2 separate regions of the Homo sapiens genome follow, and region 1 is linked to region 2. Evidence: chromatin loops called from intact Hi-C (ENCODE). Cell type or tissue: HCT116. All regions are shown on one strand. Links, peaks and the distances in the headings refer to the core of each region. The heading gives the core; the rest is flanking DNA. Region 1 overlaps LINC02542 (long intergenic non-protein coding RNA 2542). Region 2 has its middle 640 kb from the start of BCKDHB.

Evidence for each region. A loop is a pair of places that touch in the nucleus more often than their neighbours do. Peaks named below come from ENCODE experiments on the same cell type or tissue, not always from the same donor. Only the 100,000 strongest peaks of a DNase experiment are listed, where the experiment ranks them.
Region 1: it touches region 2 in a loop (2.8-fold over the local background); 2 of 110 quality-filtered maps call a loop at or near these places.

The regions. Positions count from the first base shown.
Region 1 is chr6:81,971,638-81,988,287 of GRCh38, reverse strand. All of the region lies in intron 3 of LINC02542 (long intergenic non-protein coding RNA 2542), which reads left to right. Among named protein-coding and RNA genes, the nearest start is that of LINC02542, 120 kb to the left of the region's middle. In HCT116, for the core only: a CTCF peak has its summit at 7,914 (motif pointing right); a DNase peak (open chromatin) is centred at 6,177; H3K4me3 peaks cover 973 bases.
Region 2 is chr6:80,734,149-80,750,798 of GRCh38, reverse strand. No RefSeq gene overlaps it. Among named protein-coding and RNA genes, the nearest start is that of BCKDHB, 640 kb to the right of the region's middle. In HCT116, for the core only: a CTCF peak has its summit at 8,113; a DNase peak (open chromatin) is centred at 8,088.

The DNA of each region.
Region 1 (16,650 bases), core at 5,215-10,214, 1.2 Mb before region 2:
AGGAAATCATTTCACATTTTAGTATTTCCAGGTGAAGATATTGCGGTGAACTGAGTTTACACATTTAATAATATTAACCCCTTAAAAATGTATGTGAAATTACATTTCAATTTATCACAGAGATTGCATTTAATATGGTGAAGTTATGAAGATGAATTAGCTTAAGAAACTGTGCTCCATTTTTTATCCACTTTGCAGAGAAAGACCTGGAAAGAATATGTGCAGAATAATCTAATAAATTTAGATTTAAACTTGGATGAACAGTCCAAGATAAAGTATATTACCTACCAGCATTGTGCTATTGCCTAATGAATATTTGGAGGATATAATGTTCGGTTATTTATTACACTGATTTCACACACAAAAGTGTATCTTGTCAATCAATATATAGAAATTAAGACTCATCATACTACTGTCTTCTGGAAACTGGAAAAGTACCAAAGAAATATGATCTTCTTATATCAATTCAAGAGTTTGAAGACTCCCTTTGTGATGTTGGCTGAACTTTGATGTGTATTAAATTATTATTTTTTCTGTTAGCTTGGATTTTAAAGGGGCCTGACCGTTTGGAAATGGCAAAATTGTTTTCATGAATACTTCAGAGATTTAAATATTTTCATTTACTTTCTGTATTAGTTCATTTTCACGCTGCTGATAAAGACATACCTGAGACTGGGCAATTTACAAAAGAAAGACATTTAATGGACTTTCAGAAGCTGGGGAGGTTTCACAATCATGGTGGAAGGTGAAAGGCATGTCTCACATGGCGACAGACAAGATAAGAGATCTTGTGCAGGAAAACTCCCCCTTATACATCATTGAATCCTGTGAGACTCATTCACCACCACAAGAACAGCACAGGAAAGACCTGCCCCATGATTCAACTACCCTCCATCGGGTCCCTCCCACAACACATGGGAATTCAAGATGAGATTTGGGTGGAGGCACAGCCAAATCACATCACTCTCCATATTGCTGTATTCTGAGAAACAATATTTAGTCGCTGAAAGATTTGATTAAAACACAATTTGGGTCAAATAATATCCATTTATTTTCGTGGGGGATTTGGATTATAAAGTTCCACAGTTGTTGGGTTATTGATTGTGTCACTATTCCTGACACTTGCTAAGCTCAGTTGGGATGGGTTGAGATAAAGCATAATAGTACCGTTATTTTATTAAGGGAGTTAAGGGGCTTTAGATTTCATATTTATTAAGGGAACTAAGTAGAATCTAAGGAATAGGAGGATTTAGAAAGAAGTTAGCTGAGGCATTGATTATGATCTATCCTTGGGGAGAGTGGTGTTTGATGAAAGTCTCTTTACTGGGTATATCCCCAGAAGAATATAAGCCATTCTATTATAAAGATATATGCACATGTATGTTCATTGCAGCGTTATTCACAATAGCGAGGGTATGGAATCAACCTAAATGCCCATCAATGATAGACTGGGTAAAGAAAATGTGGTGCATATATACCATGGAATACTATGCAGCCATAAAAAGGAACAAGATCATGCCCTTTGCAAGGACATGGATAGACTTAGAAGCCATGCTCCTCAGTAAACTGACACAGGAACAGAAAACCAAACACTGCATGTTCTCACTTATAAGTGGGAGCTGAATGATGAGAACACATTAACATATGGAAGTGGGGAAAATACACACTGGGGCCCATCAGAGGTAGGGTTGCGGGAGGGAGAGCATCAGGAAGAACAGCTGATAGATGCTGGGCTTAACACGTAGGTGATGGGATGATCTGTTCAGCAAACCACTATAGCACACTTTTACCTATGTAACAAACTTGCACATCCTGCACGTGTATCCCAGACTTAAAATAAAAGTTGAAGAAAAAAAAAGTCTCTGTGAAGTATGACCAACCAGAAATGTAAAGACCAGCCAGAAAGAATCTTGACTGAAAAAAATATATGGAAGAACATGTTGTCCTTAAAATGTTGTCACATTGAAGTTCACAAATGGAGACAAATTTCCACTCCAGGGTGTGAGCAAAGTAAAAATGAACAGAATATTATAGTGATCAGAAACTTCAGGGAGCAATCATAATATCATTCACATCAGCTTCCTGACTCAGATCCTACGTATTGGTCAGTTTTGTAAGGTTTTAAAGAATTTTATTCATTTATTTAAGGATTTTTAAAAATGTAATATTAGTCTTAGAAGGATGTAAAAGAGATTCAGAATACACCTCTCTGTAATATCCTATATAGAAAGATAGGACCTAGAAGAATAGGATTTGCATTTTTAGGAGACCTCATAAAGTCTTTGAATTATAGCTAAGTGTTGGTTTTCACAGTCAATGTTGGACTCTTCCAGATGGAGATTGGGATAATCTCACCGATTTCTAGCACCTTTCATTCTATGGACCATGCTGAGCTTCTAGCCCATTCGAAGCAACATCTTTTTATTTACAAAAGAATAAAGAGGAGAAAAGTGAGGAGTTCAGGCAGTAAGAGATTTCTTCAGAAGTGCTGTCAAGTTGAAAGCTAGACAATTTTTTCTTCAAATATTTTGAAAGCTTAGTACTTTTTTTAGGTTTATTCAAAAAGCTGAGTATTGTGAGAAGGACTCTCATAATAAACCTAAAAATACTATATTTAATGCCTCATCCAAAATCTCATAGATTCAGAACTGCTGTTTGTTTTCCTCTTCTACGATCAGACTTTTGGAGCCATAGCTGCATGGGTCATCCTGAGCCATGGCTTCCCACCCATTTCCTTCAGGTGAAATAAGAAATCTTGGTGACGTACTGCACATGCACCCTAAAACTTAAAGTATATTAAAAAAAAAGAAATCTTAGTGAAGTAAAAAAAGATTGAACTCACTCAGAAACAAATGAAACTTGATACATGGGCCAAAAAGAATCTAAATGCCAAGGAGATTATGTAGCAGATGTCCTAAGGCAATTTGAGAAATTAATGCTGAATCCCTTGAAAGGCACAAAGGGTAGAATTTCTCAAAAAGTAGAATATTAGCATCTAGAATACAAGCTAGATAACTTATAGGATGGAGGACATAGATAGAACCTTTGAGTTTTTCTTCCCCTTTTCCCAAAATGTGTCTGAACATTGAACCAGAGTCAGAGGCTTTCTCATGTTGTAACTGTAGGAAGCCAGACTACATGAACAGGTCCTGCTGCTATCACCTGGTCTCTTGCAAATTTCTATTTCCTTGCTCCTCAAATAATTCTGAGAATTAGCCCTTCTCAGTTTAATAATGTTCAACTCAGGGCCCTGAATATTATAGATTTATATGCTGAGATTTTTGATCTACTAAATTTATTTCAACTGAAGATCAAATGCTTTTGGCTGGTGTTACAATTGAGTTTTTTTTTTTTCTGGGAATAAAAAGTTAATGTCACCTCTCAATTCAGCTTCATTCTTCAACTCACCTCTCTTGGCTAATGAACACAGCCCAGGCATTTCAGCCACCAAATTTCACCTTGCTGAGTTTAGCAGATATGCAAATGCAAAATGCAAAATATCAATAGCACAGCTGGTGCTTGGGTTTGCGATTGTAGTGAAAAGAGAAGAAATGGGAACCATACAACATCTAATGTCAGAAGTGGGGTCCAATAACTTTTCTAGTTTTTCTCTTTTGATATAGCATTTATGTACAATGAAATGCACAAATCTTAAGTAGACATTCATTAGTTTTGATCAATGTATATATTTGTGTAACCCAAACTTTTTTTTTTTACCACCACTCCAAAATGTCCTGGAATGCCCCTTCCCAAATAATCCCCTACCCACCCCTCAGAGGTAACTACTTTTCTGATTTTTTTCACCTTAGAATAGTTTGCCTGTTATAGAACTTCATATAATTGGAATAATTCAGTATGTACTCTTTTGTGTAAGGCTTCTGTATTAGTTTTCTAGGGCTGCCATAACAAAATGCCATAGATTGAGTGATTTAAACAACAGAAATTTATTTTCTGATTTTTCTGAAGGCTGGAAGTTTGAGATCAAAGTGTCAGCAGGTTTGGTGTCTTCTGAGGCCTCTCTTCTTGGTTTGCAGATGGCAGCCTTCTCACTGTGACCTCAGAGATGGTCACCCCTCTGTTTATATTTTGTCCATGTCCTAATCTCTTCTTCTAATGTCACCAGCATATTGGATTAGGGCCTATCCATGAGACCTTATTTTTCCTAATAACCTCTAAAGGCCCCGCCACCAAACATGGACATATTCTGAAGTGCTGGGGGTTAGGACTTCAACATATGAACTTTTGGCAACACAATTTAGCACATAACAGCTATTTCAATTATCAAACTGTTTTTGAGATTTATCTGTGTTGATTTTATGAGTAGTTTTTTCTTTTTATTGCTGAGTAGTTTATTGTATGAATGTGTCACAGTTTACTTGTTATTTTAACAGACACCTGGGCTATTTCCAGTTTTTGGTTATTGTGAATGAAGTGACTTAAACATTATGCTTCAAATCTTTTTGCCAATGTATATTTTCATTTATTTTTGCTTAATACGTAAAAGTGGAATTACTGGCTATATGAGCAGATGTTCATTTAACTTCATTAAAAACTTCTCCCAAATTTTCCAGTGTGGTGGAAAATTTCTCACTATCGGTTTATGAGAATTGCAGTTTCTCCAAATCCTTAGCAACATTTAGCTCTATAGGTATTTTAAAATTTTATTCATTTTGGTGGATGTATACTAGTATCTCAATGTGGGTTTAATTTGCATTTTCCCCCAGTGACTAATGATGTATTAGGTTGGTGCAAAAGTAATTGAGGTTTTTGCCATTAAAAGTACTTTTGCATCAAACTAATAGAAACAAAATTACTTTTTTGTTTCTATTATTTGTTCCATTACCAACAAAATTACTTTTGCACCAATCTAATAGAATACTTTTGCATGTACTCATTGGCCATTTGTGTGTCAGACTTTTAATTCACATTAAGTAGAGGGCAGCTGGGGGCACAGGCAACATTCATGTGAAGCAAATGTTCTCAGCATGTTTATCACCTAAGTCCTCTAAAGATCCAGTTCTCATATTTCACCTGATGTTTGTGACCTCTCTGAGCATTTCATGTGTGACTTGAAGAAATTCAGGCATAAATTATCTAAGAGCATGACATTGACCTTAAAAAAAGAAAGAACGGAGTGTGTGTATGACACCACATTTTCATATTTATTGGTGTTCCTTCAAATTACAAATATGCGAGAAGAAAGAAAGTACTGTAATTAAAATTGGCCTAGATAATAACTGGACAGGCAGTTGGAAAACTGTGATGTTTGGATCTCTATCTCACCCCACTCACAATATAAATTCCAGATGGGTAAATAATCTATTTTAATTATTTTTAATCAAATACACATTCATTTTTATGAACTCAAATATTTCTTAAAAGTTTGTAATGGAAATATTAGTCTTTTACTCCACCTCTTTTCTAGCCTCCAAGTCCTGTTATCCACAGGCATTTCAACTATGCTTGTTTTTTTTTTCTACATAATATGGCTATATAGCTGTTTTGGCTTATCAATTTTAGACATTATCTGTTGACTTCCCTCCATAGTAAATGAAGACTTATCCTTCTGAAACACCTCTCACTCCTCTTAGCCCTATCTCCCCCCTCAACATAATAATAGAATTTTGGTTAGATCACATCCGTGTTTAAATATTATAACATGAAAATATTGTTTACTGCTTTCCCAAAAGGCATTCTATAAGAACATAACATTTCATTTTTAATCTCTCATTAAGTGATTTTCTTTTGCTCAATTACATCCTTAAATTTCAATTAAGCTTTCTGAAAGTATCTGAAAGTATGATTTGCTAGAACAAGGAATATAATGGATAAACGCCAAAGAATAAAATAAGACAAGGATGAGTGGAGAATCAAGCCATACTGGTACATGGGCTCAGCAGACAAACAGACTTGAGATGGAATTTCAGCGTTGCCACTTGCTAGCCATGTGACCTTAGGAAAATTATTGAACTTTCTAACTTGTCTCAGTTTCTTAATCTGAAACATGAGAATGATAGAAAATATAATTTATGGAATACCTACCATGAACCAGGCATAACATATATGTGCAAAGAGAGAGAGAGAGAGAGAGGAGGTGCACCAGGCCGAAGGTGTACTGATTTTATTTGTAAGCTATACAGCATCACTATAATGGCATTTCATTCATTAGAGGTGAGTCACTAAGGCTGGATCATGTTCAGGGGGAAGGAAACTAGATTTCACTTCTTGAGGGGGAATGGCATGCTTCTGGAACAGCATATGGAACTAAAAATATTGTTGTGGCCATTTTTGGAGACTGTTCTGTTTCTGTTTCTGTGTGTTTCATAGTGGAAGGGAAGAGGTGAGGGCAGAGATTGATGAAAGAGAAGTCTAAAGAGGTAAGCAGTCATCAGGTTATGTATAGTCACTTAGATCATTCTAACAGAGTTAGACTGTATCAAGAAGGCAGTGTAACATTTGGAAGGGGAATGACATAATTAAATGAAATGTTTATCAAAATTATGTGGATTGTGGCATGAAAGAGGCAAAAGTGAAAGCAAGAATTTCAACTGGAGGCTGTTGTAGTAATCCAGTCAAGAGGTGATGCTGCCATAAACTGTTGAATTTGGAGAAGGGTGGAAGACAGTTTTGAGATATTTTGGAGGTAGAATACTTAGTACTTAGAGAGTGACTGGGGCCAGAGTGATAGAAAGCTTTCTGTCTTAGGCAACCATAACAAAGTATGTTGGGGAGGGTGATATGACACCATTTACTAAGATGAGGGACACAGGAGGAGGAGCAGGTATGAGAGAGGGTGAAGAATAAAACATAATTTAGTTTTGTTTATGTGAAGTGGGGGCAACTGTGCTATGTCCTATTGAGATACCTTGTTTGTTATTAGCAAAAGCTGTGGAGCCCAGCAACAAAATAAAGTTTGTTAGTCATCAGTCTATAAGCTTTAATTTAAGGAATAGAAGTGGTTGAGGTCACTCAGCATTTGTGAAAAGTGAAAAGGGAGTTCTAGAAAAGACCCCTGTGAAACATTACAACTTAAGAAAAATGATAGCTACCTAAACCAAAAACCAAACATCTTCCCAAAACTATACAGATAAGGAGAGCAAGTAAAACTCTATGGACCCATGCCCACCACATAACTAGGAGATAAAAGATACCAAAAATTTCATTTACATGAAAGAGGGGAAATAAACTAACCAGCAAAGACAACTCTGGAGCACACATCAAAATGGAAATCAAGTGGAGACTTCATGGTAAAAGGAAGGCGGGGTGTTTAGCGGTGATAAAACAATGAATTAAAAAAATCATCTCGTATGTCAGAATGCTGGCTGCAGGAATTCAAAAGGAAGTGGCTCAAAATGCAGGGGATCTAAGATGGAAATCTTGGAAGAGTCCCATCTGTGGGGAATTGAAAGGACTTGGTGGTGAAGGAAATAAGAGAAAAAAATCATTGGAAAATAGGATCCAAATAAACAAAAGAAGATTACTTAATAAAAAGTCAAACTGACCAGGCGTGGTGGCTCATACCTGTAATCCCAGCAGTTTGGGAGGCTGAGGCAGGCGGATCACCTGAGGTTGGGAGTTTGAGACCAGCTTGGCCAATATGGAGAAACCCCATCTATACTAAAAATACAAAAATTAGCCAGGCGTGGTGGCACATGCCTGTAATCCCAGCTACTCAGGAGGCTGAGACAGGAGAATCGCTTGAACCCAGGAGGTGGAGGTTGCAGTGAGCCAAGATTGTGCCATTGCACTCCAACCTAGGCAACAAGAGCAAAACTCCATCTCAAAAAAATAAATAAATAAAATAAAATAAAATAAAGTCAAACCAATTCTTCTCTTAAAAAATGGTGCCATTTAATAAAATTACATTTTATTATATCAACAGAAGAGGGTGCTCTTGAACTAAAAAACTAGTAAGCCACCAAATGTCTCACATTTGTCAACACAGAATTATTCCTTATTGTTAATCCAGAAAATACAAGATATTTACTGTAAACAACAACCATAAAGGTTACTATATAAAGAAGATGGAAAATAAGAATCAAAATGTTCCTACTGATGAAAATTCTAAGAAAAATCCGTGAAGAGTAATAAAACTGAATTAAATAATATTATTTTCATATGTTAAGAAGCCCATCCCAATAGAAACTCAAATATTCAGAAGAAAGGGGCGAAAGGATATGAGAATTAAGCTAAATCCAGAAAGAAATAGGAAAAAAAAGGATAAAATCATTTTAGGAATGAAAACTAAGCTACAGGGTAACCAAGAGAGAAAGGAATCAATGACAAATATCACAAGGGAAATTGAGGAAGAGAATTAAAATAGCCAAGAGAGTGAAAATAACAAGAAAAAGAAACAATCAGCAAGTGATAGTTATAGAAGATAGGCAAAGAAGATCTCACATACATACAATTGGAGTCTTTAAATCAGAAAAAAACAAAGCAGTGGAATAACAGAAATGTTATTTAAAATTATTGTTTTATTATAAATTTAAAAACCTGAATCCACCTATGTGGGACTAAAAGTGACTTAGAATGATCAACTCAGAAATATGTGCTAATGAACTTTTAGACTTTAATGATTAAAAAATAATCTCAGGTGTTCCAGACAAAAAGACAATATAATTTACAAGAGAAAGAAATAAAGTTTAAATCAGAGTTCTTGACAGCAAGATACAAAGCAAAACAACTTTGAAACAAGAGTTTTTAAAAGCAAGAACAGGAAGTGTGAGTGAAAGCTTTTATATCTAGACAAGTTAGTGTTAAACCACCAATGCTATATAAAAACAGTTTTGAAGATAAAGTGTGAGAACTGAAGGAGTGGTATATTCACAAATAGAACAAGAAGTTAAGCTTTATCCAACCAACAGAAGACTAGAAAAACTCTGGCAAATGAACTGATAGTATACATGGAATATATTTCAGTGTAGTCCTAACATTAAAACAAATAGTGGAGAAAGAGTGTATAAGCATTATACAATCTGACAAAGTAGAAATAAGACAACTCCCCAGAAACACAGAGAAAAGTGAGGAGAAGGTGGAAAGAATAAACTTATTGCTTTATAGGTAATATGTGCAGTCCAAGTATATCAATTAGAGTTGACAAACCAAATAGTAGAAGCCTCAGAAAGGCAAAAGTGGACTGAAGACATTACAAACAATATTAGAAAGAGGTAACCACTGGAAGAAGATCAAAACCTTCCTAAATACCAAGAGAAAGAAACAGTAAATATTACTGATATGCCAGTAAATATAACATAAAATTGACTTGAGCCAAGATATATTGTCAGTAGAAAGAGCAAAGTATAAGAAGTGTATATGGTATGGTAGCATTGTGAAGAAATATAAGTGAAAAAGAGTATGTAGTTTTTGCAAAAAAAGAAATTCAAGAAGAATGTCCCAGAATTGAATAAAAATGATTATATATTAGGGTTGGGTGCAAGTGGGACAGGATTGATAGGTTGAGAGTATAACTTTTTTGAGCTTACCTTTATATATATTTGTATCATGTAAAAGTTTGTAAATATGAAAAAATGAAATTTTAAAAATGAAGAAAAACTAATACAAGTAGAAATAAATGAATCTTTTTGTCAAAGTGATAATACAACTATATATATGAGAATAATGGATTCAAGTAACTTGGATCACAGTACTCTGATTGTACACTTTAAATTAAATATATTCTAAAGACAAAAAGAGTTGCAAAGAAATGTTAATCTTCACATGGTAGGTTTGTTTTTGGTGATGAGACTGTAATAATATAAAACAATGTTTTGGTCAGACATTGTGCATATGGGACAGTCATCTCATAAGATTATAATGGAGCTGAAAAATGTCTATTGCCTGGTGATGTCATAGCTATTGTAACGTCATAGTACAATGCATTACTCATGTTTGTGGTGATGCTGGTGTAAACAAATCTACTGTGCTCTCATTCATATGAAAGTATAGCACGTAGGATTATGTACAATACGTAATACTTGGTAATCATAATAAACAATTATGTTATTTGTTTATGTATTCACCACACTTTCATTTTTTATCATCATTTTAGAGGATGCTCCTTCTACTTATAAGAAAAAAGTTAACAGTAAAACAGCTTCAAACAAGTCCAATAGGAGGTATTCCAGAAGAAAGCATTATTATCATAGATAACAACCCCATGCATGTTATTACTTCTGAAGACTTTCTAGCCAAACAAGATGTAGAGGTGGAAGACAGTGATATTGATGATCCTGATACTGTGAAGGCTTAGGCTAATGTGTGTGTTTTTGTCTTAGGTTTTAACAAAAAGGTTTAAAAAGCAAAATAAAAAAGTTAATAAAGTTATAGAATAGGGATATAAAAAGGAAATATTTTTGTACAGCTGTATAATGTGTTTTAAGCTAAGTGTTATTACAAATGGACCAAAAAGTTGAAAAAATTTAAAAGTTTACCAAGTAAAAATATTACAGTAAGCTAAAGTTAATTTATTATTGAAGAAAGAAATATTTTAAAATAAATTTAATGTAGCTGAAGTGTGCAGGGTTTGTAAAGTCTAGAGTAGTTCATAGTAATGTCCTGGCCTTCACATTCACTTACTACTGACTCACTGACTCAGCCAGAGAAAATTCCAGTCCAGCAATTTCCATTCATAGTAAGTGTCCTATACAGGAATACCATTTAAAAATTGTTTAGACTGTATTTTTACTGTACCTTTTCTGTGTTTAGATGCGTTTAGTTACACAAATACTTAGCAGTGTGTTACAGTTGCCTACAGTATTCAGTAGCATGTGCAGTAACATGCTGCACACGTTTGTACTGTAGGAGCAATAGGCTATGCCAGATAGCATAGGTGTGTAGTAGGCTATACAATCTAGGTTTGTGTAAGTACACTCTATGATGTTCACACAGTGATGAAATCATTTAACAATTAATTTCTCAAAATGTATCACTGTCCTTAAGTGATACATGACTGTACTGTAAGATAATGCCCATGATTAAGTCTATTGCTATTGTTGTAGGAAACTAGAGTTCTTCAGACAAATATAAAATTAGGAAAGGTGAAGAAGAATCCTGCAGTGTTAAATTGGAGGAGAATGTGGGATGAATGAATTTTTAAAAAATTAATTGTAGAAGGCTTAGTATGTTGTGTGTTGGTGGGTAGAAACTAGTTGATCACATTTCTTGATTAAAATATAAGAGAAAGGGGATAGTGTACAGAGCAGGTTCCTGAGGGTATGAGAAGAATGGGAATCTGCATCTGAGTGAAGGTTAGCCTTAAATGGGAGAATAAATAACTCTTTGTATTAGGCCATTCTTGCATTGCTATAAAGACATACCTGAGACTGGGTAATTTATAAGAAAAAAGATTAAGTGGCTCATGGTTCTGCAGGTTGTACAGGAAGCATAACACCAGCATAAGACATACCTGAGACTGGGTAATTTATAAGAAAAAAGATTTAAGTGGGTCATGGTTCTGCAGGTTGTACAGGAAGCGTAACACCAGCATAAGCTTCCTGGCCTCAGGAAGCTTACAATCATGGTGGAAGGCATATGCTTCGCGAAGTTCTCGGGAGCAGGCACATAATATGGTGAAAACTGGAGCAAGACTGAGAGAGCTGGGGGGAGGTGCCTCATATGTTTAAATAACCTGATCTGGACAGCACCACACCATGAGGGATCTGCCCCCATGATACAAATACCTCCTACCAGGCCCCATCTCCTGCACTGGGAATTACAATTAAACATGAGATTTGGGCAGGAACAAACATCCAAAGTATATCACTCCTCTGTTGAGGCAGGAGGAAAAATGGAAAGAACAGAGACAACACAAATAAATGTATGGGTTTGTGTAGGAAGCTCAAAGATTTCTTGAATGATGGCTTCTGTTTTCTCTGGGAAGTAGAGGAAGTAATCAGCTAAGAATGACAGTGATGATATGGGGGGATACGAGGTTTTAGGAGAGCACAGAAGGTTTGAAATACATTATGGAAAATGGGAGAGGGACTTGATTGGAGTATCATGAAAGGATTGCCAGATGCTGTGGATCTCATTGGAATTAAAGGTTATTAATTTGTCTTGGCACCAACAGACGTGTTGTTTTTTCTTTCGTTTTTTTCTTCTAAAAAATAATGGGATACACATGCAGAATGCACAGGTTTGTTACATAGGTATACATGTGCCATGGTGGTTTACTGCACCTATAGACCCATCCTGTAAGTTCCCTCCCCTCACCTCCCAACCCTCAACAGGCCCTGGTGTGTGATGTTCCCTTCCCTGTGTCCATGTATTCTCATTGTTCAACTCCCACTTATGAGTGAGAACATGCGGTGTTTAGTTTTCTGTTCTTGTGTTAGTTTGCTGAGGATGATGGATTCCAGCTTCACCCATGTCCCTGCAAAGGACATGATCTCATTCCTTTTTATGGTTGTATAGTATTCCATGGTGTATATGTACCACATTTTCTTTATCTAGTCTATCATTGATGGGTATTTGGGTTGGTTCCATGTCTTTGCTATTGTAAATAGTGCTGCAGTAAATATACCTGTACATGTGTCTTTATAGCAGAATGATTTATATTCCTTTGGGTATATACCCAGTAATGGGATTTCTGGGTCAAATGGTATTTCTGGTTCTAGATCCTTGAAGAATCACCATACTGTCTTCCACAATGGTTGAACTAATTTACATTCCCACCAGGAGTATAAAAATATTCCTATTTCTCCATGGCCTCCCCAGCATGTATTTTTCCTGACTTTAAAAATAATCACCATTCTGACTGGCATGAGATGGTATCTCATTGTGGTTTTGATTTACATTTCTCTGATGATCAGTGATGTTGAGCTTTTTCTCATATGTATGCTGGCCACGTAAATGTCTTCTTTTTAGAAGTGTCTGTTCATATCTGTTGCCCACTTTTCGATGGGGTTGTTTGTTTGCTTTTTCTTGTAAATATGTTTAAGTTCTTTGTAAATTCTGGAAATTAGACCTTTGTCAGATGGACAGATTGCAAAAATTTTCTCCCATTCAGTAGGTTGCCTGCTAGCTCTGATGATAGTTTCTTTTTCTGTGCAGATGCTCTTTAGTTTAGTTGTGTCCCATTTGTCAATTTTGGCTTTTGTTGCAATTGCATTTGGCATTTAGTCATGAAGTCTTTGCCCATGCCTATGTCCTGGATGATATTGCCTAGGCTTTCTTCTAGGGTTTTTATGGTTTTGGGTTTTACATTTAAGCCTTTAATTCATCTTGAGTTAACTTTTGTGTAAGGTGTAAGGAAGGGGTCCAGTTTCAGTTTTCTGCATATGGCTAGCCAGTTTTCCTAGCACCATTTACTGAATAGGAGATCCTTTCCCCATTGCTTGTTTTTGTCAGGTTTGTTGAAGATCAGTTGGTTGTAGATGTGTGGTGTTATTTCTGAGGTCTCTGTTCTGCTCCATTGGTCTATATGTCTGTTTTGGTACCGGTACCAGTACCATGCTGTTTTGGTTACTGTAGCCTTGTAGTATAGTTTGAAGTCAGGTAGCATGATGCCTCCAACTTTGTTCTTTTTGCTTAGGATTGTCTTGGCTATAAGTGGTCTTCTTTGATTCCATATGAAATTTAAAATAGTTTTTTCTAATTCTGTTAAGAATGTCTATGGTAGTTTAATGGGAATAGCATTGGATCTATAAATTACTTTGGGCAGTACGGCCATTTTCACGATATTGATTCTTCGTATCCATGAGGATGGAATGCTTTTCCATTTGTTTGTGTCCTCTCTTATTTCCTTGAGCAGTGGTTTGTAGTTCTCCATGAAGAGGTCCTTCACATCCCTTGTTAGTGGTGTTCCTAGGTATTTTATTCTCTTTGTAACAATTGTGAATGGGAGTTCATTCATGATTTGGTGCTCTGCTTGCCTGTTGTTATTGTAAATAAATGCTTGTGATTTTTGCACATTGATTTTGTATACTGGGACTTTGCTGAAGTTACTTATCATTTCAAGAAATTTTTTTTGGCTGAGATGGTGGGGTTTTCAAAATATAAAATCACGTTATCTGCAAACAGACAACTTGACTTCCTCTCTTCCTATTTGAATACCATTTATTTATTTCTCTTGCCTGATTGCCCTGGCCAGAATTTCCAATACTATGTTGAATAGGAGTGGTGAGAGAGGAAATACTTGTCTTGTACTGATTTTCAAAGGGAATGCTTCCAGCTTTTGCCCATTCGGTATGATATTGGCTGTGGGTTTGTCATAAATAGCTCTTATTATTTTGAGAGACGTTCCATCAATACCTAGTTTATTGAGTTTTTAACATGAAGAGATGTTAAATTTTATCAAAGGCCTTTTCTGCATCTGTTGAGATAATCATGTGGTTTTTGTAATTGGTTCCATGTGATGAATTATGTTTATTGATTTGCATATGTTGAGCCAGCCTTGCATCCCAGGGTTGAAGCCAACTTGATCGTGGTAGATGAGTTTTTTTGATGTTCTGCTGGATTTTGTTTGCCAGTATTTTATTGAGGATTTTCTCACCGATGTTCATCAGGGATATTGGCCTGAAGTGTTTTTGTTGTTGTTGTGTCTCTTCCTGCTTTTGGTATCAGGATGATGCTGGCCATAAAATGAGTTAGGGAGGTTTCCCTCTTTTTCTACTGATTGGAATAGTTTCAGAAGGAATGGTACCAGCTCCTCCTTGTACCTCTGGTAGAATTCAGCTGTGAATCCATCTGGTCCTGGGCTTTTTTTGTTGGTAGGCTATTAATTATTGTCTCAGTTTCAGAGCTTGTTATTGGTCTATTCAGGGATTCAACTTCTTCCTGGTTTAGTCTTGGTAGGGTGTATGCATCCAGGAATTTATCCATTTCTTTTAGATTTTCTAGTTTATTTGCATAGATGTGTTTATAGTATTTTCTGATGGTAGTTTGTATTTCTATGGGCTCAGTGGTGATATCCCCTTTATTATTTTTTAATGTCTATTTGATTCTTCTCTCTCTTCATTAGTCTAGCTAGCAGTCTATCTATTTTGTTATTTTTTTCAAAAAGTAAGCTCCTGGATTCATTGATTTTTTTGGAGGGTTTTTCATATCTCTATCTCCTTCGATTCTTCTCTGATCTTATTTGTTTCTTGTCTTCTGCTGGCTTTTGGATTAGTTTGCTCTTGCCTCTCTAGCTCTTTTAATTGTGATGTTGGGGTGTCAATTTGAGATCTTTTTAGCTTCTTCATGTGGGCATTTAGTGCTATAAATTTCCCTCTTAACACTGCTTTAGCTGTGTCCCAGTGATTCTGATACATTGTCTCTTTGTTCTCATTGGTTTCAAAGAACTTCTTGATTTCTGCCTTAATTTCATTATTTACCCAGGAGTCATTCAGGAGCAGATTGTTCAATTTCCATGAAATTGTGAGGTTTTGAGTGAGTTTTTTAATCTCGAATTCTAATTTGATTGCACTGTGGTCTGAGAGACTGTTTGCTATGATTTCAGTTCTTTTGCATTTGCTGAAGAGTGTTTTACTTCCAATTCTGTGGTCGATTTTAGAATAAGTGTGATGTGGCACTAAGAAGAATGTATATTCTGTTGATTTGGGGGTAGAGAGTTCTGTAGACATCTACTAGATCTACTTGATCCTGAGCTGACTTCAAGTCCTGAATATCCTTGTTAATTTCCTGTCTCATTGATATGTCTAATACTGACAGTGGAGTGTTAAAGTCTCCCATTATTATTGTATGAGAGCTAAGTCTCTTCATATGTCTCTAAGAACTTGTTTTATGAATCTGGGTGCTCCTATATTGGGTGCATATATATTTAGAATAGTTAGCTCTTCTTGTTGAATTGTTCCCTTTATCATTATGTAATGCCCTTGTCTTTTTTGATCTTTTTTGGTTTAAAGTCTGTTTTATCAGACTTTTTGCTTTCCATTTGCTTGGTAAGTTTCCCTCCATCCCTTTATTTTGAGCCTGTGTGTGTCTTTGCATGTAAGATGGGTCTCCTGAATACAGCACACTGATGGGTCTTAACTCCTTATTCAATTTGCCAGTCAGTGTCTTTTAATTTGGGCATTTAGCCCATTTACATTTAAGGTTAGCATTGTTATGTGTGAATTTGATCCTGTCATTATGCTGTCATTATGCTGCTATTTGGTTATTTTTGCACACCAGTTGATGCAATTTCTTCATAGTGTCATTGGTCTTTATATTTTGGTGTGTTTTTGCAGTGGCTGGTACCAGTTTTTTCCTTTCATATTTAGTGCTTCTTTCAGGAGCGCTTGCAGGGTAGGCCTGGTGGTAATGAAATCCCTCAGCATGTCCTTTGTAGGGACATGGATGAAGCTGGAAACCATCATTCTCAGCAAACTTGCAAGGACAAAAAACCAAACACTGCATGTTCTCACTCATAGGTGGGAATTGAACAATGAGAACACTTGGACACAGGAAGGGGAAAATTACACCCTGGGGCCTGTTGTGGAGTCGGGGGAGGTGGGAGGGATAGCATTAGGAGATATACCTAATGTGAATGATGAGTTAATGGGTGCAGCATACCAACATGGCACATGTATACCTGTGTAACAAACCTGCACGTTGTGCACATGTACCCTAAAATTTAATGTATAAAAAAAAAAAAAAAGAAATCCCTCAGCATTTGCTTGTCTGGAAAGGATTTTATTTCTCCTTTGCTTATGAAGCTTAGTTTGG
Region 2 (16,650 bases), core at 5,746-10,745:
AAAGCAAAATTAATACGATCCACTGTATAAGTGGAAGAGTGTATATGACAAGAATAAAGATAAGGATAAAATAAAATGGATAATATGTGGAACTTTCCTTTCCCAGGTGAAAGAATTCCCCTGACATGTTATCTGAGTTCTAATATTTGTTTTCAATATTCTAATCAATTTTCAAGTTTCCCAAGACCCAGTTCTCCCATTAACTAGAAATTCCATTCCTCCACCACCACCCTCTCTCCATGTATGAAGCCTAATTCTTTATCTACCTTTCCATTTCCAGCGCTAATATCATGGCCAAACACTTGCTCTAGAGCCATCCACCAATAATCTGGCCTGTTTCTGCTTAAATGAATATAAAAACTCTTTAACTCATTCTAAACTTTTGACTCAAGGTGATCCCACAAAATTTACTGTTTTCCTTTTTTTTTATTATTATTATATTTTAAGTTTTAGGGTACATGTGCACAATGTGCAGGTTACATATGTATACATGTGTGATGCTGGTGCGCTGCACCCACTAACTCATCATCTAGCATTTGGTATATCTCCCAATACTATCCCTCCCCCCACCCCAACCCCACAACAGTCCCCAGAGTGTGATGTTCCCCTTCCTGTGTCCATGTGGTCTCATTGTTCAATTGCCACCTACGAGTGAGAATATGCGGTGTTTGGTTTTTTGTTCTTGCAATAGTTTACTGAGAATGATGATTTCCAATTTCATCCATGTCCCTACAAAGGACATGAACTCATCATTTTTTATGGATGCATAGTATTCTATGGTGTATACGTGCCACATTTTCTTAATCCAGTCTATCATTGTTGGACATTTGGGTTGGTTCAAGTCTTTGCTATTGTGAATAGTGCTGCAATAAACATACGTGTGCATGTGTCTTTATAGCAGCATGATTTATAGTCCTTTGGGTATATACCCAGAAATGGGATGGCTGGGTCAAATGGTATTTCTAGTTCTAGCTCCCTGAGGAATCGCCACACTGACTTCCACAATGGTTGAACTAGTTTACAGTCCCACCAACAGTGTCAAAGTGTTCCTATTTCTCCACATCCTCTCCAGCACCTGTTGTTTCCTGACTTTTTAATGATTGCCATTCTAACTGGTGTGAGATGGTATCTCATTGTGGTTTTGATTTGCATTTCTCTGATGGCCAGTGATGATGAGCATTTTTTCTTGTGTTTTTTGGCTGCATAAATGTCTTCTTTTGAGAAGTGTCTGTTCATCTCCTTCACCCACTTTTGATGGGGTTGTTTGTTTTTTTCTTGTAAATTTGTTTGAGTTCATTGTAGATTCTGGATATTAGCCCTTTGTCAGATGAGTAGGTTGCGAAAATTTTCTCCCATTTTGTGGGTTGCCTGTTCACTCTGATGGTAGTTTCTTTTGCTGTGCAGAAGCTCTTTAGTTTAATTAGATCCCATTTGTCAATTTCGGCTTTTATTGCCATTGCTTTTGGTGTTTTAGACATGAAGTCCTTGCCCATGCCTATGTCCTGAATGGTACTTCCTAGGTTTTCTTCTAGGGTTTTTATGGTTTTAGGTCTAACGTTTAAGTCTTTAATCCATCTTGAATTGACTTTTGTATAAGGTGTAAGGAAGGGATCCAGTTTCATCTTTCTACATATGGCTAGCCAGTTTTCCCAGCACCATTTATTAAATAGGGAATCCTTCCCCCATTGCTTGTTTTTCTCAGGTTTATCAATGATCAGATAGTTGTAGACATACGGAGTTATTTCTGAGGGCTCTGTTCTGTTCCACTGATCTATATCTCTGTTTTGGTACCAGTACCATGCTGTTTTGGTTACTGTAGCCTTGTAGTATAGTTTGAAGTCAGGTAGTGTGATGCCTCCAGCTTTGTTCTTTTGGCTCAGGATTGACTTGGTGATGGGGGCTGTTTTTTAGTTCCATATGAACTTTAAAGTCGTTTTTTCCAATTCTGTGAAGAAAGTCATTGGTAGCTTGATGGGGATGGCATTGAATCTATAAATTACCTTGGGCAGTATGGCCATTTTCACGATATTGATTCTTCCTACCCATAAGCATGGAATGTTCTTCCATTTGTTTGTATCCTCTTTTATTTCATTGAGCAGTGGTTTGTAGTTCTCCTTGAAGAGGTCCTTCACATCCCTTGTAAGGTGGATTCGTAAGTATTTTATTCTCTTTGAAGCAATTGTGAATGGGAGTTCACTCATGATTTGGCTCTCTGTTTGTCTGTTATTGGTGTATAAGAATGCTTGTGATTTTTGTACATTGATTTTGTATCCTGAGACTTTGCTGAAGTTGCTTATCAGCTTAAGGAGATTTTGGGCTGAGACAATGGGGTTTCTAGATATACAATCATGTTGTCTGCAAACAGGGACAATTTGACTTCGTCTTTTCCTAATTGAATACCCTTTATTTCCTTCTCCTGCCTAATTGCCCTGGCCAGAACTTCCAACACTATGTTGAATAGGAGTGGTGAGAGAGGGCATCCCTGTCTTGTGCCAGTTTTCAAAGGGAATGCTTCCAATTTTTGCCCATTCAGTATGATATTGGCAGTGGGTTTGTCATAGATAGCTCTTATTATTTTGAGATACGTCCCATCAATACCTAATTTATTGAGAGTTTTTAGCACGAAGGGTTGTTGAATTTTGTCAAAGGCCTTTTCTGCATCTGTTGAGATAATCATGTGGTTTTTGTCTTTGGTTCTGTTTATATGCTGGATTACATTTATTGATTTGTGTATATTGAACCAGCCTTGCATCCCAGGGATGAAGCCCACTTGATCATGGTGGATAAGCTTTTTGATGTGCTGCTGGATTCAGTTTGCCAGTATTTTATTGAGGATTTTTGCATCAGTGTTCATCAAGGATATTGGTCTAAAATTCTCTTTTTTGGTTGTGCCTCTGCCCGGCTTTGGTATCAGGATGATGCTGGCCTCATAAAATGAGTTAGGGAGGATTCCCTCTTTTTCTATTGAGTTCAATAGTTTCAGAAGGAATGGTACCAGTTCCTTCTTGTACCTCTGGTAGAATTCAGCTGTGAATCCCTCTGGTCCTGGACTCTTTTTGGTTGGTAAGCTATTGATTATTGCCACAATTTCAGATCCTGTTATTGGTCTATTCAGAGATTCAACTTCTTCCTGGTTTAGTCTTGGGAGGTTGTATGTGTCGAGGAATTTATCCATTTCTTCTAGATTTTCTAGTTTATTTGCATAGAGGTGTTTGTAGTATTCTCTGATGGTAGTTTGTATTTCTGTGGGATCAGTGGTGATATCCCCTTTATCATTTTTTTTGCGTCTATTTGACTCTTCTCTCTTTTTTTCTTTATTGGTCTTGGTAGCGGTCTATCAATTTTGTTGATCCTTTCAAAAAACTAGCTCCTGGATTCATTAATTTTTTGAAGGTTTTTTTGTGTCTCTATTTCCTTCAGTTCTGCTCTGATTTTAGTTATTTCTTGCCTTCTGCTAGCTTTTGAGTGTGTTTGCTCTTGCTTTTCTAGTTCTTTTAATTGTGATGTTAGGGTGTCAATTTTGGATCTTTCCTGCTTTCTCTTGTGGGCATTTAGTGCTATAAATTTCCCTCTACACACTGCTTTGAATGTGTCCCAGAGATTCTGGTATGTTGTGTCTTTGTTCTTGTTGGTTTCAAAGAACATCTTTATTTCTGCCTTCATTTCGTTACGTACCCAGTAGTCCTTCAGGAGCAGGTTGTTCAGTTTCCATGTAGTTGAGTGGTTTTGAGTGAGTTTCTTAATTCTGAGTTCTAGTTTGATTGCACTGTGTTCTGAGAGATAGTTTGTTATAATTTCTGTTCTTTTATATTTGCTGAGGAGAGCTTTACTTCCAAGTATGTGGTCAATTTTGGAATAGGTGTGGTGTGGTGCTGAAAAAAATGTATATTCTGTTGATTTGGGGTGGAGAGTTCTGTAGATGTCTATTAGGTTTGCTTGGTGCAGAGCTGAGTTCAATTCCTGGGTATCCTTGTTAACTTTCTGTCTCGTTGATCTGTCTAATGTTGACAGTGGGGTGTTAAAGTCTCCCATTATTATTGTGTGGGAGTCTAAGTCCCTTTGTAGGTCACTCAGGACTTGCCTTATGAATCTGGGTGCTCCTGTATTGGGTGCATATATATTTAGGATAGTTAGCTCTTCTTGTTGAATTGATCCCTTTACCATTAAGTAATGGCCTTCTTTGTCTCTTTTGATCTTTGCTCGTTTAAAGTCTGTTTTATCAGAGACTGGGATTGCAGCTCCTGCCTTTTTTTGTTTTCCATTTGCTTGGTAGATCTTCCTCCATCCTTTATTTTGAGCCTATGTGTGTCTCTGCATGTGAGATGGGTTTCCTGAATACAGCACACTGATGGGTCCTGACTCTTTATCCAATTTGCCAGTCTGTGTCTTTTAATTGGAGCGTTTAGTCCATTTACATTTAATATTGTTAAGTGTGAATTTGATCCTGTCATTATGATGTTAGCTGGTTATTTCGCTTGTTAGTTGATGCAGTTTCTTCCTAGTCTCGATGGTCTTTACATTTTGGCATGATTTTGCAACGGCTGGTACTGGTTGTTCCTTTCCATGTTTAGTGCTTCCTTCAGGAGCTCTTTTAGGGCAGGCCTGGTGGTGACAAAATCTCTCAGCATTTGCTTGTCTGTAAACTGTTTTATTTCTCCTTCACTTATGAAGCTTAGTTTGGCTGGATATGAAATTCTGGGTTGAAAATTCTTTTCTTTAAGAATGTTGAATATTGGCCCCCACACTCTTCTGGCTTGTAGAGTTTCTGCTGAGAGATCCACTGTTAGTCTGATGGGCTTCCCTTTGTGGGTAACCCGACCTTTCTCTCTGGCTGCCCTTAACATTGTTTCCTTCATTTCAATTTTGGTGAATCTGACAAGTATGTGTCCTGGAGTTGCTCTTCTCGAGGAGTATCTTTGTGGCATTCTCTGTATTTCCTGAAACTGAATGTTGGCCTGCCTTGCTAGATTGGGGAAATTCTCCTGGATAATATCCTGCAGAGTGTTTTCCAACTTGGTTCCATTCTCCCCGTCACTTTCAGGTACACCAATCAGACATAGATTTGGTCTTTTCATATAGTCCCATATTTCTTGGAGGCTTTGTTCATTTCTTTTTATTCTTTTTTCTCTAAACTTCCCTTCTCGCTTCATTTCATTCACTTCATCTTCCATCACTGATACCCTTTCTTGCAGTTGATCGCATCGTCTCCTGAGGCTTCTGCATTCTTCACATAGTTCTCAAGGCACCCCCCAGTAGGGGCAGACTGACACTTCACATGGCCGGGTACTCCTCTGAGACAAAACTTCCAGAGGAACGATCAGACAGCAGCATCCGCGGTTCACGAAAAACCACTGTTCTGCAAACACCGCTGCTGATACCCAGGCAAACAAGGTCTGGAGTGGACCTCTAGCAAACTCCAACAGACCTGCAGCTGAGGGTCCTGTCTGTTAGAAGGAAAACTAACAAACAGAAAGGACGTCCACACCAAAAACCCATCTGTACATCACCATCAACAGACCAAAAGTAGATAAAACCACAAAGATGGGGAAAAAACAGAGCAGAAAAACTGGAAACTCTAAAAAGCAGAGCACCTCTCCTCCTCCAAAGGAACGCAGTTCCTCACCAGCAATGGAACAAAGCTGGACGGAGAATGACTTTGACGAGTTGAGAGAAGAAGGCTTCAGATGATCAAAGTACGAACTTCAGGAGGAAATTCTAATCAAAGGCAAAGAAGTTAAAAACTTTGAAAAAAATTTAGATGAATATATAACTAGAATAACCAATACAGAGAAGTGCTTAAAGGAGCTGATGGAGCTGAAAGTCAAGGCTCGAGAACTACTGTTTTTCTCTTGCAGCATATTGACCTTCAAATTTTCCTTAGTCCTAAAGTCTTCATGCCTCTGTGCCTACATGTTCACTGGCCTCTGCTTCTGTTTTTATGTTGATCCTTCTGTTGAATGTCCTTCTTTACGGGTCGCCATAAATTTTGTCATGGGATTTCTTTACCAAATGCTTATGACAAGTACCTTAAATGCAAAGATTTGAGAAGATCCTATAATCTAAACTATAGAGACTTAGTTACAGTATGCCAAATTGAAGAAATAAGCACCTTTCTTATTTAGATAATTTATATAAAAATAATTATGTCTCATGAAATTTTACCAACATGGTCTTAGAGAGCAAAAGTAGGTATATCTGATGTAATTGAGTCAAACTGGGTAAGTGAGAGAGAACCCTGGAAGGAATATCCAGATGTTTTCAAATTTCATATAATGAGTAGCAGATTTTTTTCCTCTTGTCTCTGAAGAGAGTGGTCCTGATGATCTTCAGAAGCAGCCAGTATAAATGATGTAGTAAAGTGTCTGTGTTGTATTAATTTTGTCAAATCATCAAAAATAGCCAAGTTTTTTTTTAATAAAACTGCATTCTCTTAAACCTATCAAAATTATGTACTTTTTCCTATGATTTCCATGGGCCTTGAAGTTTTCAAATTCATGTAGTCCTTAATAAAATTGTAAAAATATATTTATAACTTTTAAATATCAATTCTAGATAATAGGTTTTCACTAAATAATATAAACAACAGAAGGAGTATATTTTGTATATTTCTAAATCTTCACCTACACAAGTCAGTATGTTCTATACAAAAGGAAAATCCAGGCACAGTGACTCATGCCTGTAGTTCCAGCACTTTGGGAGCCTGAGATGGGAGGATTGCCTGAAGCCAGGAGTTCAAGGCCAGCTTAGAAAACATAGTAAGACCCCATCTCTACAAAAATTAACAACAACAACAACAACAACAAAAAACAGCCAGGCATGTTGGCACACACCTGTAATCCCACCTACTAGGGAGGCTGACATGGGAGGATCAATTGAGCCCACGTGTTGAAGGCCACAGTGAGCCACGATGATGCTACTGTACTCTAGCCTGGGCAACAGCAATACCCCTACTCAAATTAATTAATTAATTTAATAAATAATTTTTTAAAACCAAAGAGAACATTGGTTAATCTCATGACTCATTGTATGACAATCTTTTAAGAGAGCTACTATATGTATTCTGTCCTTCCAAAGAAATAATATTTACCTTTCTCTGTGGCAGCCACGATAGTATAACATTAGTATTAAGACTATTATAAAGTTAGTTTTTTGTTTTGTTTTGTTCTGTTCTGTTGTTTGTTTTATTTTGAAATGGAGTCTTGCTCTGTTTCCCAGGCTGGAGTGCAGTGGCACTATCTCTGCTCAGTGCAACCTCTACCTCCTGGGTTCAAGTGATTCTTGTGCCTCAGCCTCCCAAGTAACTGGGATTACAGGTGTGCACCATCACACTGAACTAATTTGGGGCATTTTTAGTAGAAATGGGGTTTCACCATATTGGCCAGGCTGGTCTTGGACTCCTGACCTTAATGATCCACCTGCCTCAGCCTCCCACAGTGCTGGGATTACAGAAAAGTAACTATTAATTTCATAACAAGTTTATATATAAAGAACATTTGACTTAAATCCTAAATAATTTTGAACTAGGCATCAGTCACAAGACCATGCTGACTTGGTGACTTACTTATGAGATCTAGAGTCATATAACATATCTGACCTTCATCCTTTTGCTGTGTAAAATAAAGATAATCCAATTTCCACTGGGATGAGGGGATTAAATAATATATCATTTATGACTAACCCAATAATTAGCATATACTAGATTGTCAGTAAATTTTGGTTTCTTCCCTTCCATTCAAAAAAGGAAAACAGATGCGAAGGTGATGCAATGAAATCCTCAGTAGCTCAGAATGATTATGTTCATGGGATGTTGAGCAAGCAAAAGGGTCCAAGTCAGGCTCCATTGTCTTCACTCACAATACCAACTAATTATTCAGTTGAAATATGAAAAGTCCGGTCAGCCAACATGTTTCGTTTCTAAATATTAACATGCTTGGTTATACACAATAACAACAGCTTCTTGTTTAGGACTTCACTCCACCCAAAACCCCAGTTAGAGTTCTAGAAATAGAAAGTATCTGGGGACCAGACATGGATACATTGGTGAAAACTCAGTAAATTCCACTCATTGGTGAAAACTCAGTAAAGGTGTTTATGGTGATGGGTCAGCGCCATCTATGTGTGAGAAAAATAACATGTTTCTTGGTGACTGATCTTTTTCAATAAAGAGACTGTTTTGGTGTTAAGAGGAAATGACGCCACAGTCTACTGGTTAGGTTCTGAGCCATTTAGCTCCTACAAAGGCCCTAGTTGACCTATTAACTTCAATTTTCTAAGCCAATAGTTTAGATTAGATATATAGTTAGACTAGGCATATAGAACAAATTTTTGAAAACACCTACACTATGCTGAAAAATGCTTTTAAAATAAAGAATAAAAAACTTTGGATTGGTTGGCATAGACAGATATTTATATCCCATCTAAAAGACTAGTAAATCATACTTATATAAAAAGAAAAATATAAATATTTTCCTACTATATTAGTAAATAAAAGAGTTTTAACGTTCGTAATCTTTATTACTGTAGTAAATCACAACATGAGATCTATCCTTTTCACAAATTTACAAATGTACAAAACATGATGTACAAATGTACAAAACATTATGGCTTACTACAGACATAATGTTTGTACATCAGATTATTAGAGCTTAATTATCTTACTTAACTGAAACTTTATGCCTTTAGATAAGTAACTCAACTCCCCATTTCCTTTGCCCCAAGCCCTTGGCAAGCACTATTGTGCTACTTTTTGATTCTGTGAATTTGACTATTTTAGATACCCCATGTAAGTGGAACAATGCAGTTTTTGTCTTTCTGTCCCTGGCTATTTTCACTTAGCTTAATGTCCTCAAGATTCGACCATGTTGAAATATATTGCTAGGTCTCTTTCCGTTTTAAGGCTGAATAGTATATCATTATGTGTCTATCACATTTTTAATCCATTAAACAGTCAATGAGCAGGTAGTTTTTCCATCTTGGCTATTATTAATAGTGCTGAAATGAAATAAACATGGGAGTGCCAATATGTTTTTGGGATCCTGATTTTAATTATTTTGAATAAACACTCTGAAGTGAGATTTCCAGACCACATCAAAGTTCTATGTTTAACTTTTGGTGAATCTCCATACTATTTTCTACACTGGCTGCTATATTTTGCATTCCCATAAGCAGAAGGCAAGGGTTCCAATTTTTCCATGTCCTTGCCAACACTCGTCTTTTGTTCTTTGGTAATAACCATCCTGGCAGGTGTGAGGTGATATTATTGTAATTTTTTTGCATTTCTGTAATAATTAGTGATGATGATAATTTTTGTACACCTCTTGGCCACTTATATGTCTTCTTTAGAGAAAAGTCTGCTATCTTTTAAGCATCCCAATTACAATAAGGAAGATCACCAATGATATTTCCTAACTTCAGGTGGAAAACCACCTTAAACTGTAATTTGTAAATTAAAGTGAAGCAAAAATACTGAGAAGTCTCCCCAATTATGGAAACAATTAATATTATTAGCATCCAAGAAATCTGTATTTTTAGTTCTGATCACATCAAATCCTCAGAGGTCAGAGGTGAATACTTACTCCTTTATAATTTGGATATTCTTTATTTCTTTCTCTTGCATAATTTCTCTGGCTAGGACTTCCAGTATTATTTGAATGAGAGTTGTGAGAGTGAGTATCCTTGTTTTGTTCCAGTTCTTAGAAGAAAAGCTTTGAGCTTTTCTCCATTCAATAAGATGTTACCTGTGGATTTGTCATACATGGCCTTTACGGTGTTGAAGTATTTTTATCCATACCTAATTTATTAAGTGTTTTATCATAAAGAGATATTGAAGCTTATCAAAACCTTATTCTCCATCTATTGAGATTATCATATGATTTTTGTCCTTCATTCTATAGATGTGATGTATGATGTTTATTAATTTGCATATGTTGAACATCTTGCAGATGTCATGATCTTATATATAATAAAACCTAAAAACTTTACCAAAAACCTCTTAGAACTGAGAAACAAATTCAGTAAAGTTGCAGGATACAAAATTGACATACAAAAATCAGTAGTGTTTCTATACATGAACAATGTACTAGCTGAAAAAGAAATCCAGAAGGTAATCCCATTTAGAATAGCTACCTCCAAAAAATAATATATCTAGCAATACATTTAACCAAGGAGGTGAAAGAACTCTACGTGGAAAACTACAAAACACTAATGAAAGAAACTGAACAGAATACAAAAAATAGGAGGACATTCTATACTCATGGATTGAAAGAATTAATATTATTAAAATGACAATACACTCAAATTCATCTAGAGAGTCAACACAATTCCTATCAAAATACCCATGACATCCTTCACAGATGCAGAAAACAATTCTAAAACATGAATGGAACCACGAAAGACCCCAAATAACCAAAGCAATCCTGAACAAAAATAACAAAGTTGGAGGTATCACACTACTAGACCTCAAAACATACTACAAATGTGTTGTAACCAAAACAACATGGTACTGGCATAAAAACAGACACATAGATGAATGGAACAGAATAGAGAATCCAAAAATTAATCAGCTTATCTACAGCCAACTAATGTTTGACAAAGGTGCCAAGAATACTCATTTACAAAAGGAAATCTCTTAAATAAATGGTACTGGGAGAACTGGATAGTCACATGCTGAAGAATTAAACTGGACTTCCACCTCTCAACCTATACAAAAATCAACTCAAAATGGATCAAAGGACTAAATGTGAAATCCAAAATGGTAAAATTACTAAAAGAAGACATAGAGGAAACACTTCAGGATATTAGTCTGGGAAAACATTTTATTAATAAGACCTCGAAAACACAGGCAACAAAAGCAAAAACAAAAACAACGGGATTATATCAAACTAAGAAGCTCTGCACAGCAAAGGAAATAATCAACAGAGTGAAAAGAAAACCTAAAAAGTGGAAGAAAATATTTGCAAACTACTCATCCTACAGAGGATTAATATCCATCCAGAACAGACAAGGAACTCAAACATCTCAACTGAAAAAAAAAAGGAATAAAAATAGGCAAATGATCTGAATAGACCTTTCTCAAAAAACAGACATAAAAATGGCCAACAGCTATATGAAAATCAAGTCATCAGAGAAGGGAAAATCAAAACCACACTGACATATCATCTTACTCCAGTTAGAATGGCTATTATCAAAGAAAAAAATAATTAATGCTGGCGAGGATGTGGAAGAAAGAGAGCCTTTAAAGGCTGTTGGTGGGAATACATAGTACAACCACTATGGAGAACAGTATGAAGGTTCCTCAAAAACTACAAATAGAATTAACATATGATCCAGCAATCTCACTACTGAGAATGATCAAAAGGAAATCATTATATCAAAGAGACATCTGTGCCCCAATGTTTATTGCAGCACTATTCACAATAACCAAGATATGGAATCAACCTAGGTGTCCAGCAACAGCTGAACGAATAAAGAAAATGTGGTATATATACGTAAGGGAATACAAATTATTCAGTAATACGAAATAATGAAATCCTATAATTCACAGCAACATGGCTAGAACTGGAGAATGTTATGTTAAGTGAAATAAACCAGTAGTAAAAAATTAAATACTGCATGTTTTCACTTATATGTGAAAGCTAAAAAAAATTGATCTTCTAGAAGTAAAAAGTACAACAGAAGATATTAAAGACTGAGAAGGGTATGGGGAAAGGAGAGATAGGCAGATATTTATTGAAGGATAAAAAATTACAGCTAGATAGTAAGAATAAGTTAGTGTTCTACAGCATTGTAGTCTGACTATAGTTAACAGTAATGTATTATTAGTTTTAAATAGCTCAAAAGAGGATATGGAATGTTCCCAACACAGAGAAATGATAAACGTTCAAGATAATGGATATGCTAATTATCCTAATTTAATTACTATATGTTTTATGTGTGAAAATATCACTGTGAACCATGTGAATATGTATGATTATTTTTTATCAACCAGAAAATAAAATTAAAAAAATATAAACCCTTTGTATACTGCCATCCACATCATAGGTGACTCAGGTCAAAAATTGGCTTTTGTTGAACATGATATATTTTTATTCTTGCTGTATCAGGGTCTTTGGTTTGACTAAATCTAAAAAATACAATATAGAACTGATATATTCCAACACTTAATATAGTATTGTAACAAAAAGAAAGCATTTTAAAATAAATTTAAGTCAAGAATCCACTTAGACATTTTTATTCCTGGATGGAATGATCCTTTTATCCTAAAGACTTTACATGAGTAACTTTCATAGAACAGACAATTGATAACCTCAGTACTGAAAAAAAAAAAAAAGGAAGGAAGGAAAGGGAAGGGAAGGAAGGGAGGGAGGGACAGAGAGAGGGAGGGAATGCAACAAAAAAGGAGCGAATTTTGGTTTTAGAACCATAATTTGACTTCTTTTATATATTATGGAATTTTTTCTTTGTCCATATGTTAGAGATGATACTAATATACAGTCATGCACAACAATGTTTTGGTCAATGACAGACATATACAATGGTGAGCCCATTAGATAATGGAGCTACCCTATACAGGCATACCCATATTTATCTTTTATACCATTTTTTTACTATACCTTTTAAATGTTTGGATATTTTTAGACACACAAATACCATTATGTTATAATTGCCTACAGTATTCCGTACAGAAACATGCTGTACAGGTTTGTAGCCTAGGAGCAATAAGCTATACCACACAGCCTAGGTGTTTAGCAGGCTATACTATCTAGCTCTGTGTAGGTACATTCTATGATGTTTGCACAATGAGGAAGTCGCTTAACTAGGCATTTCTCAGCAAGCATACCTGTCATTAAGCAAGACATAACTGTATTATAAAAATTATAAATGTATAACTCAGAAAATATTATAAAGTAGCCTATGAATGTTTCAATAAGACAGTTTGAGATATAATTTTAAAATGAGGTGTAAAGTAGACAGCATTACTAAATCTCACAAAAAATACTTAATTTGAATCCTAATTAAGGCTTTACACCTTATTTCTGGGCTACAGCAAAAACACGGCAGAGAGGAAAAAAACTAAATGACACTCCCGCACTTTTCAATTACACTTTCCCAATTTTAGCACTGAAATTCCAGGTCCTGGAAGCCCCAGTGCCAGGCAAACTAGAATGGTTGACCACACTAGATAAGGGTTCAGGCCAACCTATCAGATTGTCTCATTTTAATAGCACTTTGAAATTTTCTCCATCATCCACATACTAGGTTTTGAATCTCAAATCAAGAATCTTGCAGATTTCAGTTTCTGATGACCACACCAAATGAAAATTTAATGTCTTCATTCTGATTTGTGGGAGGGTCATTGCAGAGGAAGCTTATGTACTACATAAGACCTCAAAGTATTAGTCTGTCAGAAATCACTATCAATACTTCATATATTAAGCTAAGAAGATATTTTCATAATCTTCCAAACTATTAAGCCTCATAAATAATGAATCTGGTATGCATTATGAAAGAAGGCATAGACAAAAACTATGATTATGGCACTAGTCATAGTAGCTTTTTTAGAATGAATCAATATATATTAGTGCAGGCATATAATAAATTGTTGCATATATTTCACAGCAAGATTCTAAACCAAAGATAACAATATCTTAGAGTCTAGGAATTTCATTATTATTTTTACTGATTTAGCAAAAACAGAAAATAAGGAAATGGCACCATCAGTCCATAAAGTTCCACAGTTATATCCAGGATACACAAGCCAACGAACTGAACTTATCAAGAGGAGCAGAATGAGAGTAGATAAACATAAATGATCTTTCAGCTGTTGCTGAGTGCACAAAGTAGCAAGTTCAGAAAAATTAACTGAGAAAGGCGGTAGCAGTTAGATCTCGCACATGTAGCAAGTCAACTCAAAGTCAGGTAGTAAGACAAGCCTTAGTTTCAGAGGTGTTGATTATATCATGAAACTAGTACAATGTTGTAAAGGTAAATTCTGCCTTAAATTCAGGCAGCAACATGGAGGCTAAAACGCAGGGAAGAGAAGTAAGAGGATAGTGGGCTGACACCTTATTAACATGTGCTTGCTCTTTTCAAAGATAAAATGAGATTAAATGGTGTAATGGAAAATGTGCCACATAGCCAATATCATTCTAAAGATCTACCACTATAATCATATTATATATTCACACAAATGTTTACTGTGCTTTCAGTAATTAAATACTATCTATTTTAATTTACACTCAGCTTACTTTCTATTTGAAACCTGAGAATTGTTGGAAAAACATGGTCTCATATTTTTATTGCAATGTACTTTTCAAAAGCTCCAACTGTTTGTGATGCCTTTGCCAAGTTTTTATTATGAAATAGATTGACTGGGGGTAAATACATCAGAATAAATGTCAAGGTGTAATTTGAGAAATAATATTATTTGCTAATAATCAAGGCTTGCCATTCTAGACAGCAAATACTAATCCACATATGAGCCAAAAGATATAAACAGAGTTCAGAGAAGAAATTACAGGGAAACACAATGTGTATTTTGGATTTAATATGGATGGCATTTACATCTTATTGGTTCACAACGATTAAAAAAACCCTGAACTTCCTTTTCCGTAAGTTTTTACTTCATTGGCAAACCTTCTTTAATAAAAAGTAGAGCTTTATTTTATTTACTCTTCTTGATAATTCTCCAACTGTTCAATACAAACTGAGAAATGCTCCTCACCTCCATCTGTGCTTGAAATTTTTATTAATAGCGTATGTGTCACGATGTTCATATTGAGGAAGAAAATCATAAATATTGAGAAATTACTAAGTAAACAAGCCATCAACACTACCTCAATAACTTTTATTTAAACCAATAGACATAATGGCACAAAAACACATTCATTAGATTAATTATCCTCATTACTAGCACTTTTATTGTTCTTTGCTGGATACTCAACAATAAACAGGTTAAATTGCTAAGTGATAGCACCTTTTTTCTATTTTCCTTTTTAAGTTTTATGCACAAACAAGAGAATTCAATTTATTTCACAAGGAGTAAAATTTCATTTGGGTGTAAAATTTTTATAGATATATGTTTATTAAAGTAAAAGACAAATTCTTGACATAAAAAGAAAAGATGTTATAGCCTTTGTGATCCCCAGCTTTCCATAGTCAAATTTCCCAGGACCGCCGTGGTCAGCATTCGCTTCTCCATTCTCCTACCACGACTAGATCCTTGCTACTGTTACCAAGATTATTGCAGAAAATTCCACATGGTCTTAATGCCCTGAATATTTTTCTAAATCAAATTTGTCTTGAACACTATGGAAAATTGTATCTGTCTAAAAAAATTGATTATGTCACTACCCTACTCAAAAATTTTTGATTTAATTTCAAAAATTACTAGAGAATTAAGGACCCACTACTCTAATTACTAGAGAACTAAGGACCCTTCTGTCTGCTAGTCAAAGTCTTCCGCAGGAAACCCAGCCCTATGCCCCAGTCTCATGCCCTCTACAAAAGCCTTTCTCTTGCCAAACTGCTCTGCTCATTATTTTCTAATATGCCCCAGACATTTACATCTTTGCTTAGCCATTTGATATTTGTTCTATCTGATGGTTAAAATTTTCTGAATCTTTCAAATTTCCTACAAAAAATGACTTGACCCTACTACCTCAGAAGCTCATAGAGAGGAAACTACATCTCAATGATAATTTCTTTTCCAATGACACCTAATACAGTCAAGGCACACAGAAGGTGCCCAAGAAAATATCTGATTATTTGGTTTGTTTATGTTTTTCCTATCTGAGGGAGGTGCTACAACATAATAATTGTACACCACATACCTCATTGCACCCCTGATAAAATGTGAATATGCTTCAAATTATATTTATATCCTTTGAATTATATGTACTCAATGTGGACTAAAATACCATAATTTTCATCCTGATAGCAAAACATATTCTTACTTCTATTTTAGAACTAGGTTCCTGTGTAACTTGGACTCACAAAAAACTCTCAAATAAATTATTAAGAATAATTAAAACTATGTCTTAAAATTACAGCTTCAACTAATTTGAAAAGTGATACCAAAAATCAGCATACGATAGGGCTGAACGTAAGAAGACTGTGGAAGGAGGATACTTCACAGAAAGGCAATAACAATTCTCACAAATGTTAAGAGATTTTTGTACAATTAATTCCATAATCTTGGAAAAAAATTTGCCCCTTATCCCCATATGGCATGTATTGAGAGACATTTGCTTCTCTAAAAAACTAAGATATATGCTTCAATTTTCTCATAAAAGTAAAGACAACTCAGTCTCTCTGCATCAATTGCTTTCTAAAGTTTATTATCAAAGCTTTACATAAACTGAATTTGTCCAACTTAGTTTGTTTCCTTAATCTACCTATGCATCACACAAACATAATTCCAGGTGAAATTGTGGAGTCAACCAGGTTTCCCTGGGTTTCATCTTAGGAAACTCAATTATTTAGCACTTAAACATCAGTAACTCTTCTTGTGCACAAATGGCACATATCAGAATAGCAGCAAGTCAAACTACTGACTACTTTCATTAACTTTTGCCAACATATGATTCTGAATTTTTCCTTGTTGCAAATAATAAAATCCTCAGAAAAATCCATTCACATCTTCAAAAATGG